3 separate regions of the Homo sapiens genome follow, and regions 1 and 3 are each linked to region 2. The links are chromatin contacts, found by Hi-C or POLR2A ChIA-PET in ENCODE. All regions are on one chromosome and are shown on one strand. Each heading gives the region's core, a stretch centred on a gene start or an enhancer-like site at or near the end of the contact. The rest is flanking DNA. Distances are from core to core; before and after follow the strand shown.

Region 1 (2,898 bases), core at 397-2,896, 90 kb before region 2:
CCAACCACCCGGCCTCCCAAAGTGCTGGGATTACAGGCGTAAGCCACCACACCCGGCCAGAAGAATTTTTTTTTTAATTACATAAGTAATATATAAATACGCTGCCCTTTTTAAGTAGAACATTATCAAAAAATTATGCAAACCGTATTACCCAGACTACACACTGTGCTATGCACATTGGTGGATAGGAACAGGAAACAATTTTACTGGTGAAGTTTGTTTTCTTTACAGGCCAGAGCTATTTTGTGTTTGATTTCTGAAGAGGGTCTAGTAGCCACAAAATGCACATGGGACTTGGCCCTAGGGACATGGTATAGTTCATCTAGGCAGACAGTTCAAAATCTGCAGTCAATCCAAAATACTAGTAACCCCGCGTCCTGTCTGTGCTTGCTGCACTTGAAACGCTGTGGGCCACGCTGGAGCGGCCGGAACGCCACCTCTATTCCTCTGGGGCTGTCCCTGCACGGGGAGAGTCAGTGCATGCTGGATCTAGCTGTGAAGAGCCAGTGCACATCCCAGCTGTGCCCAAGGGTAGGTTTTAAGGAACCTGGAAGATACGATGAAGGGTACACAGCCCAAGAGAGCTGGTAAAACTTCAGCATTCAGGTGGCTATTCAAATCTGGCATGTTTTCTTTTCTTTTTTTTTTTGAGACCTGGTCTGTCGCCCAGGCTGGAGTGCAGTGACGCGGTATCGGCTCACTGCAACCTCCGCCTCCCAGCCTCAGGTGATCCTCCTCTCTCAGGTGAAACTCCTGTCTCAGCTTCCTGAGTAGCTGGGACTACAGGCGCCTGCCACCATGCCTGGATAATTTTTGTATTTTCAGTAGAGACGGGGTTTCACCATGTTGGCCAGGTAGGTCTCAAGCTCCTGACCTCAAGTGATTCGCCTGTCTTGGCTTCCCAAAGTGCTGGGATTACAGGTCTTTTTTTTTTTTTTTTTTTTTTTTGAGATGGGCTCTGGCTTTGTTGCCAAGGCTGGAGTGCAGTGGTGCAATCTCAGCACATTGTAACCTCTGCCTCCCAGGCTCAGGCAATCCTCCCTCCTCAGCCTTCCAAGTAGCTGGGATTACAGGCATGCACCACCACACCCGGCTAATTTTTGTATTTTTTATATTGTATTTTTTGTAAAGATACGGTTTCACCATGTTGCCCAAACTGGTCTTGAACTCCTGGGCTCAAGGGATCTGCCCACCTTAGCCTCCCAAAGTGCTGGGATTACAGGCGTGAGCCACTGTGCCCAGTGCTGAGATGCTTTCATCTTGAAGTGTTATTTTCTTTCACTCATAAATTTAAGGTTATGATGTTAAAACAAAGGTAAATCAAAGAGGCTCTGAGAAGCCGGGGTTGTGTTTAGTCTACAGGAGACAGGCTAGTAGAAACTTGTCTGTCATGGGTTTGGTCTCCGCTGTTCCTCTTATCTCCAGAAATATCAGGTGGAAACTACATAGCACTCACTCTCCACAGTCTTGCCTGCAACTTAGTGTCCCCAATTAGCACCTGAGAAGTCCTCCCAGGTGAGTCCCGAAATCACATCAGAATGTTACAACACACCAGAATGTGACAACACACCGGAATGTTAACACACCGGAATGTTACAACACACCAAATGTTACAACACACTGGAATGTTACAACACACCAACACACCGGAATGTTGGAATGTTACAACAGACCGGAACACCACACCGGAATGTTACAACACACCCTGGAACGTTACAACACACCGGGAATGTTACAACACACCAGAATGTTACAACACAGCATGTAACACCAAATGTTACAACACACTGGAATGTTACAACACACCGGATGTTACAACACACCGCGATTGTTACAACACACCAGAATGTTACAACACACCAGAAAGTTACAACACACCAGAAAGTTACAACACACCGCGTAACACCAAATGTTACAACACACCGGAATGTTACAACACACCAGAATGTTACAGGAATGTTACAACACACCAGAATGTTACAACACATTGGAATGTTACAGGAATGTTACAACACACTGGAATGTTACAACACATCTGGATGTTACTCTTCAGATGGCTGGGATGTCATCCATCAGACTGAGGTATGCTTTTAGAACACTCTGCTCCTGGTGACCAGCCTGGCCAACAACGTCTCTACTAAAAATACAAAAATTTTCTGGGCGTGGTGGTGGTGCGCGCCTGTGACCCCAGCTACTCAGGAGGCTGAGGCAGGGGAATCACTTGAACCCGGGAGGCGGAGGTTGCAGTGAGCCGAGATTGCGCCACTGCACTCCAGCCTGGGCAACAGAGCAAGACTCTGTCTCAAAAAAACAGAAAATAAAGAGCACTCTGCTGCTGAGGAGCTGGGCTCATCCAAAGGAGCCTCTGAAGAAGGAAGGAGCGGATGCAACAAGGCCTCAAGAACATCAACGAACAGGAGAGGTGTGGCTGCCCGTGTGAAGACAGAGCAACGGCATACAACGGAGTAAAAACCACATCAACAGAAGTGGAAACAGGCCCAGAGAGCGTGAGAGGTTTCTGGTTTCAAGAAGGCACACTGAGTCCCTGCACCCGATGCCGCTCCTTCCCCAAATCCCACTGGAATACACAGAGAGACATAAAAACAAGGAGTGTCCTGTAGCAGAGCAGCCAGGCTGGCTCATGAGACAGAGGGAGCAGTCTTCTGGGAGACATGGCTCTTGCTGCTGCGGATCAGCCAACAGATCCATGGAAAGCAAAGGTCCCTTCTCCGGAGGCTTCCTGGTGCCTGCCATGAATGTGTCAGTGATGTTCAGAGCTCTGGCAGCCACTGTGAAACCTCGAGGCAAAAACCTGAGCAAAAACAGCAGCGTGGAGTGCACAGAAGGCCCTGGTGACCTCAGGAGTAGCTGAGCTGAGCGGGCATTTCTGGACTTTTT
Region 2 (2,772 bases), core at 228-2,727:
CACGCACTCACAACTTGCAACAGGTCCACCATTAACTTACATCCAGACTCCCTTGTCACAAATACACAGCGCCATTCCTAATGCTTCCATCATAAGATCCCCAAACACAAGCACAGAAACAAACCCCAGCCACTCGCCAGCATAGGCCACCCCATACTCGCCTCCGCTATTGGAGACAGGGGTTGAAAGAGCAACCACTGTTATTCAGCTGTCAAATAAAACATACAACTGGACAGAGCAAAGAAAGACGGTTCCAAAGGGTTATTGGAAGTGGGGAAAAAAAGACGCGGAAGAGGGTTGGGAAGGGGAAGGAGAACGGGCTTCTGGGAAGAACCGTGAAGCCACGAGACTCACGTGCATCTCTGCAAGGCAAAAAGGGTTTTTCTTTCACAGAGAGGTGTGAACAAGGTTAGCAAAGACCAGGCCTGGCCAAGCGAGGTGGAAGTGCGGGCGACCAGACAGCAGAGCGGGGAAAGCTTGACCCTGAGCCAGCCTGTTCTCAGGCGAGGCTGCGTGTTGGCTCAGGCTGGGGATGGGCCAAAGCTCAAGAAAATGGGGAAAGGAAAGAAGCTTAGCTAAAGTTTGCTTAAGGAGCATTTTGCTCCGACCGCTCGGTGGAGTTCAGCCAGTCACCGATGAGGCAAGCGACGGCAACGTGGCAGGTCTGTGTGAACAAGGGGCATCCTGGAGGCTGACCAAAGTCATATAGGGAACGGGAGATCTTTGCAGTGAGCCATTTGCTGGAACCCAAAAGGGTGGGAAATTCCTCAACCTTCGCTGTTTTCCAGGAGCACAGGGCTCTGGTGAAATCCAACACTGTCACAGCCGGCAGGCTTTCCAGTGAATGGAACCCACACAAGCAAGCCCCTAAGCCCTCCAACGCAGGCCCCCGCAGAAGCCTCATCATTCACCCCGCTGGCCTCCAATGCTCACCCAAAGGCATCCAAATCATTCATCAGCAGAGTCCTAATCGCTGCAGACAAATCCTCCACACGGCCTCCCAGGGGCCCCTCTCCCCTGGGGCCAAGGGCAACCTCGCGTCCCCTTGCCCCGCCCGTGCTGCACCCCAAGTCTACAGCGACCTCCATAGGCCCCCAGTGAATCGCCCAGCTGACCCCAAATCTCCCCCGACACCCACATTCAGCGCCCCGCCGCCGCCCGCCCTACAGCCCCCACCCCACCCTCTGCCTCCCACCCCCGCGCGCCCCCAGAGCCCCCGCCTGAGGCCCGCCTTCCGCGCATGCGCCCAGGCCGGTCCGCAGGCCTTTCTCGCCCCAGCCGGCAGCCAGCTCGTTCGCGCTGGGGTCACCGCGAGCCGGTCCGCAGCGGGGTCACCGCGATCCCCGGCGCAGACACAGAGGCCGCCCCCAGCCCCGCCGCCTCGTGGTCCCGCCCCCGCTGCACGCTCCCTTACCCCTCGGACCTCGCAGGGCCGCGGCGGACACGGCCCGATCGGGGACGTGAACGCGCAGAACTACATTTCCCAGCGTCCCGCTCGCGCTGGAACTACACTTCCCGGGGGGCTCGGCGGTGCACCCGCCGGGGTCGCGGATTGGAGGTTTCCGGTTGGAAAAGCCCCTTGGCGGCTAACTGGGGAGGACTGGAAGAAATCTAGGATGGAGCCAGCACTGCTGGCCCAACATGTCTGTGAGAGAACCTAAAGGCGCCTCCAGGAGGAAGCGTCTGCATCTTTTCCTTGTTTTTTTTTTTTTTTTTTTTGGAGGCAGGGTCTCGCTCTGTCACCCAGTGGGGAGTGCAGTGGTGCCATGAACGCTCATTGCAGCCTCAGGCTGGTCTCCGACTCCTGGGTTCAAATGATCCTCCTGCCCCAGCCTCCCAAAATGCTGGAATTACAGGCATGAGTCACTGCGTCCGGCTGCTTTTCCATTTTTCATCGTAGCTGTAAGTAATATCGGTAAATGTTAGTGTTACGTGCGTCCGTATAGGAGACCACCTGAGCAGGCTAAGTGTGAGCAACACGCCTGTTTATTCACTTGGGTGCAAGTGGGCTGAGTCTGAGAAAGGAGTCAGCGGAGGGTGGTGGGCTTGTCATTGGTTCTTATAGCTTTGGGATAGGATAGGCGGTGGAGTCAGCAGCAATTTTTTTTTTTTTTTTTTTTTTTGAGACAGAGTCTCACTCTGTCGCCGAGGCTGGAGTGCAGTGGCGCGATCTCGGCTCACTGCAAGCTCCGCCTCCCGGGTTCACGCCATTCTCCTGCCTCATCCTCCTGAGTAGCTGGGACTACAGGCACCCGCCACCACGCCCGGCTAATTTTTTTGTATTTTTAGTAGAGACGGGGTTTCACTGTGTTAGCCAGGATGGTCTTGATCTCCTGACCTCGTGATCCGCCCTCCTCGGCCTCCCAAAGTGCTGGGATTACGGGCGTGAGCCACCGCGCCCGGCCTCAGCAGCAATTTTTTGCGGGCAGGGGAGGATGTTACAAAGTACATTCACAAGGGCGGGGAGGGTGTATTGTCACAAGGGCGGAGAGGAATGTTACAAAGTACATTCACAAGGACCGGGAATATTACAAAGTACATTATCACAAGGGTGGGGGAATGTCACGATGGCTTGACCATGGTGCGGCCAGCTCAGAGGACCTTACATTTAGTACATCCAATCCAGCAGTATTGACAAAAGGAATGAAAATAGATGATAGGGTTGGGCGCGGTGGCTCACGGCTGTAATCCCAGCACTTTGGGAGGCTGAGGTGGGCGGATCACCAGGTCAGGAGATTGAGACCATCCTGGCCAACACGGTGAAACCCCGTC
Region 3 (2,845 bases), core at 327-2,826, 69 kb before region 2:
AGGTCAGACACAGTGGTTCACACCTGTAATCCCAGCACTTTCGGAGGCCGAAGCAGGTGAATCACTTTAGTTCAGTTGTTCAAGACCAGCCTGGGCAATATGGCGAAAGCTCATCTCTACTAAAAATACAAAAATTAGCCAGGCATGGTGGCGCACGCCTGTAGTCCCAGCTACTCCGAGGCTGAGGCGGGAGAATCACTTGAACCGGGAGGCAGAGGGTGCAGTGAGCTGAGATCACACCACTGCACCCCAGTCTGGGCCACAGAGCAAGACTCTTATCTCAAAAAAACAAACAAAAAAACAAAAAAAACCAGGTGCAAGCACATTATAAGGGGTGAAATTAACCAAAAAAAAAAAAAAAATTGCTTCCAAACAGCAAATATTTCCCATCCTCGCTCCTTTTTAGAGTATAATGTCGGAGCTAATTCATTAATTTTCAGACAAACTAAACATTTTTGTTGACAGGACCAGCGCATTTCTCTCCCCATACAAAGGCTTCAGAGGAAATCAAACAACCAGATGGTCACTTGGGAGACTGGAGGCAGTGAATGTGGAGGCTGAGGGAACTTTCTCTCACCCGTTGTATGACTTTGTTCAAGTTTTTAGCTTTCCAGGTTTATTAAATAAATAAATATTCTAGGGGCTGGGACTTGAGATCTTTTTTAATATAAGCACTACAGCTATAAATTTCCCTCTGAGTACTGCCTTGGCTGCATCCTAAATACCTTTTGGTGTATTCTATTTTTGTTTCATTTGTCTCAAAACAAGGTCCCCGTTGTAAAGACTTATTTGACCCACCGGTTGCTTTAAGAGTGTGGTGTTTCATGTCCACATATCTGTGAATTTTCCACTTTTCCTTCTATTATTTTTAATTTCGTTCCATTACAGTCAGAAAAGATACTCTGTACGGCAACGAACGTGACAATATTGCATTCTGGAGAGTATATGAACACAACTAACTTATACAGTTGTAACGAAGGCTAAATGATGTGCGTGAATCATGCGCAAGAATCGGTGGGCAGAACACCGAATAAATACCAGTTCTTACATGACATTTCACTCCACGGAAAAATCTGGAGCGCACACTGCACCGCCGCCCGTGTGGCCTGCCCGCAACCCGGTGGCTCTGCCCGGCCCCGGCCCCCGGCCCCGGCCTCAGCCCCGCACCTCGTCTCCGCCCGATGGTCCACTCCCGCTTCCTCAGGAGGACGTGCGGCTCGCCCTCCTCCGCGCCCAGACGCAGGAGCCGTCCCCAGGGCTGCGGCGGCGGCGACTGCTTGCCTTCCTCGGGCCGCTCCATCGGGATTCACATCTGCGGAGACCCCGGAAACGCCCATGGAGACTCCCGACCCCAGAGGCCGAGACTCGGCGCCCGCCCCACCCCGCGGGCCCCGGCCCGGCCGCCCGCGCCCACGCAGCCCCGCAGCCCGGCCTGGACGCCGGCGGGCGCCCCCTCCCACGGCCGCAACCAGGTCCCCCTTCGCCGCCCGCCGCAGCCCCCTCGCCAGCCGCGCTTACCCCCGCCCCGCGCCGAACCCGGAACCGGCTGCGCCGCCGCCGCTGTCAAGAGACATTGCGGCTCCCTCAGCTGATCCGCGGGGCGGGGCCAGAGGCCTCTGCGCCCCGCGATTGGCTGGCGGCGGCGCTCACCAAGAGCGGCAGCTAAAGCGGAGCCGGGAGTGGCCCGCGAGAGTAGGCGCGTGGAGGGCGCTCGGCCATCTTTGATCCTGACCAGGCGACTTCGTCGCCTGCGGATCACGGAAGTGGCTGCGGTCGGCGCCATGTTATGTTGGGGCAGAAGGGACGGGGAACTTCCGGATTGGAAGCCCCAAGGATTCTGAGAGCCCCGCTAATCTGGGGATGACTCCTAGGAGTAGAAGACGGTCCATCTTAGTTGTCACGAGGTAGTGCACGTGGGGACCCTTTCGGGTACAGTTGCACACAGTGGATCACACAGATCCGAAGTCTGAGGCACAGGGCGCGGTCCGCGAGTGGGAGCGGCTGCTTGTGGGCAGGGTGGACGCGGGGCCACGTCTTGGCCGGCGTTTTGCGGGGTCTTCCTGTTCTGAACGCGCGTAACTTTTGCCTCAGTATCTCACTTCTTGGAATCCGGCGGCGTTCACGTGTGTGCTCCAGAGAAGGGCGCCAGAGGGTATTCCCTGAAAGTGAAAGGTCGGCGAAAGAGGAGTAAAGACGGCGAGACGCGTCCACGCAGGGGGAGTCTGTGCGGTTTGGAGGAACGCGCCAATGTCTGCACTCATGAGGAGCCCCCAAGGGCGGTTTTAAGAGGGTGAAGCAGGACCGGGCGCAGTGACTTACGCCTGTAATCTAAGTGCTTTGGAAGGCCTAGGCAGGAGGATCTCGAGCCCAGGAGTTCGAGATTAGCCTGAGACCTCATCGCTACCAAAATAAATAAAGTAGGCATCCATTTGTGTAAAACAAACCATATATACACACATATATACATATATAAACATTTGTATATATAGGTATAGGCATAGTTATCTATACCTTGTAAACCAAAAATAAAATTGTAAGCCTCCCCAACCAACTGAATGAACTGAGTCTCTCAACGCCAAAGTTAATCTGAAAAACCAGTTCAGTCCCTGATGGGAAGCAGGGTTTGGATATGTCCCATTATACTGTCCTCCCTTTGGAATTCAGGTATAACTGACCAGCGTCGACGTTAAAACAGACAACTTAAGGCTGACCAAACGGTCTGTAGCATTAAGATACATCACATGACAAATAGCAGGCCCTGGAAGAAAACGAAGTATTTTACCCTGACATGTATTTATTTAACATAGTTTTACGTAGCCCTGCAAAACTGTCTCCTGGGGGAAAT

What was found. Hi-C counts contacts between places; a loop is a spot of excess contacts on that map. ChIA-PET counts read pairs that join two places held with the same protein, here RNA polymerase II (POLR2A). Pooled maps may share reads with other maps.
Region 1: POLR2A ChIA-PET joins it to region 2 with 18 read pairs in activated T-cell. The contact joins the enhancer-like site here to the promoter of ZNF605 in region 2. A Hi-C loop is called at or near these places in 1 of 50 pooled maps. POLR2A ChIA-PET finds 5 or more read pairs at or near these places in 4 of 52 experiments (Panc1, activated CD8-positive, alpha-beta T cell, activated T-cell and 1 more).
Region 3: a map of PC-9 shows a loop between it and region 2 (17-fold over the local background). The contact joins the promoter of CHFR here to the promoter of ZNF605 in region 2. A Hi-C loop is called at or near these places in 13 of 168 maps with a recorded cell type or tissue (CD8-positive, alpha-beta T cell, PC-9, ascending aorta and 7 more), 22 of 37 single-sample maps with no recorded cell type and 28 of 50 pooled maps. POLR2A ChIA-PET finds 5 or more read pairs at or near these places in 2 of 52 experiments (BJ and GM12878).

What each region holds. Positions count from the first base shown.
Region 1 is chr12:132,864,730-132,867,627 of GRCh38, forward strand. All of the region lies in intron 6 of CHFR (checkpoint with forkhead and ring finger domains), which reads right to left. Among named protein-coding and RNA genes, the nearest start is that of CHFR, 21 kb to the right of the region's middle. Within about 2 kb of position 1,647, at least 3 of the 41 ENCODE cell types and tissues checked have a DNase peak (open chromatin) inside an H3K27ac peak, as active enhancers do.
Region 2 is chr12:132,954,829-132,957,600 of GRCh38, forward strand. It overlaps ZNF605 (zinc finger protein 605), which reads right to left and starts at 1,478. Exons shown (of 5, transcript NM_183238.4): 1 at 1,415-1,478. LOC124903064 (a long non-coding RNA gene) reads left to right here and starts at 1,721. Exons shown (of 2, transcript XR_007063552.1): 1 at 1,721-1,902. RefSeq lists enhancers at 196-1,026, 455-749, 1,027-1,855, 1,609-1,688 and a silencer at 1,109-1,448.
Region 3 is chr12:132,886,029-132,888,873 of GRCh38, forward strand. CHFR (checkpoint with forkhead and ring finger domains) reads right to left here and starts at 1,577. Exons shown (of 18, transcript NM_001161346.2): 1 at 1,519-1,577; 2 at 1,168-1,312. The coding sequence starts at 1,300. CHFR-DT (CHFR divergent transcript) reads left to right here and starts at 1,814. Exons shown (of 2, transcript NR_110919.1): 1 at 1,814-1,904; 2 at 2,092-2,543. RefSeq lists a silencer at 1,434-1,553 and enhancers at 1,624-2,033, 2,370-2,845.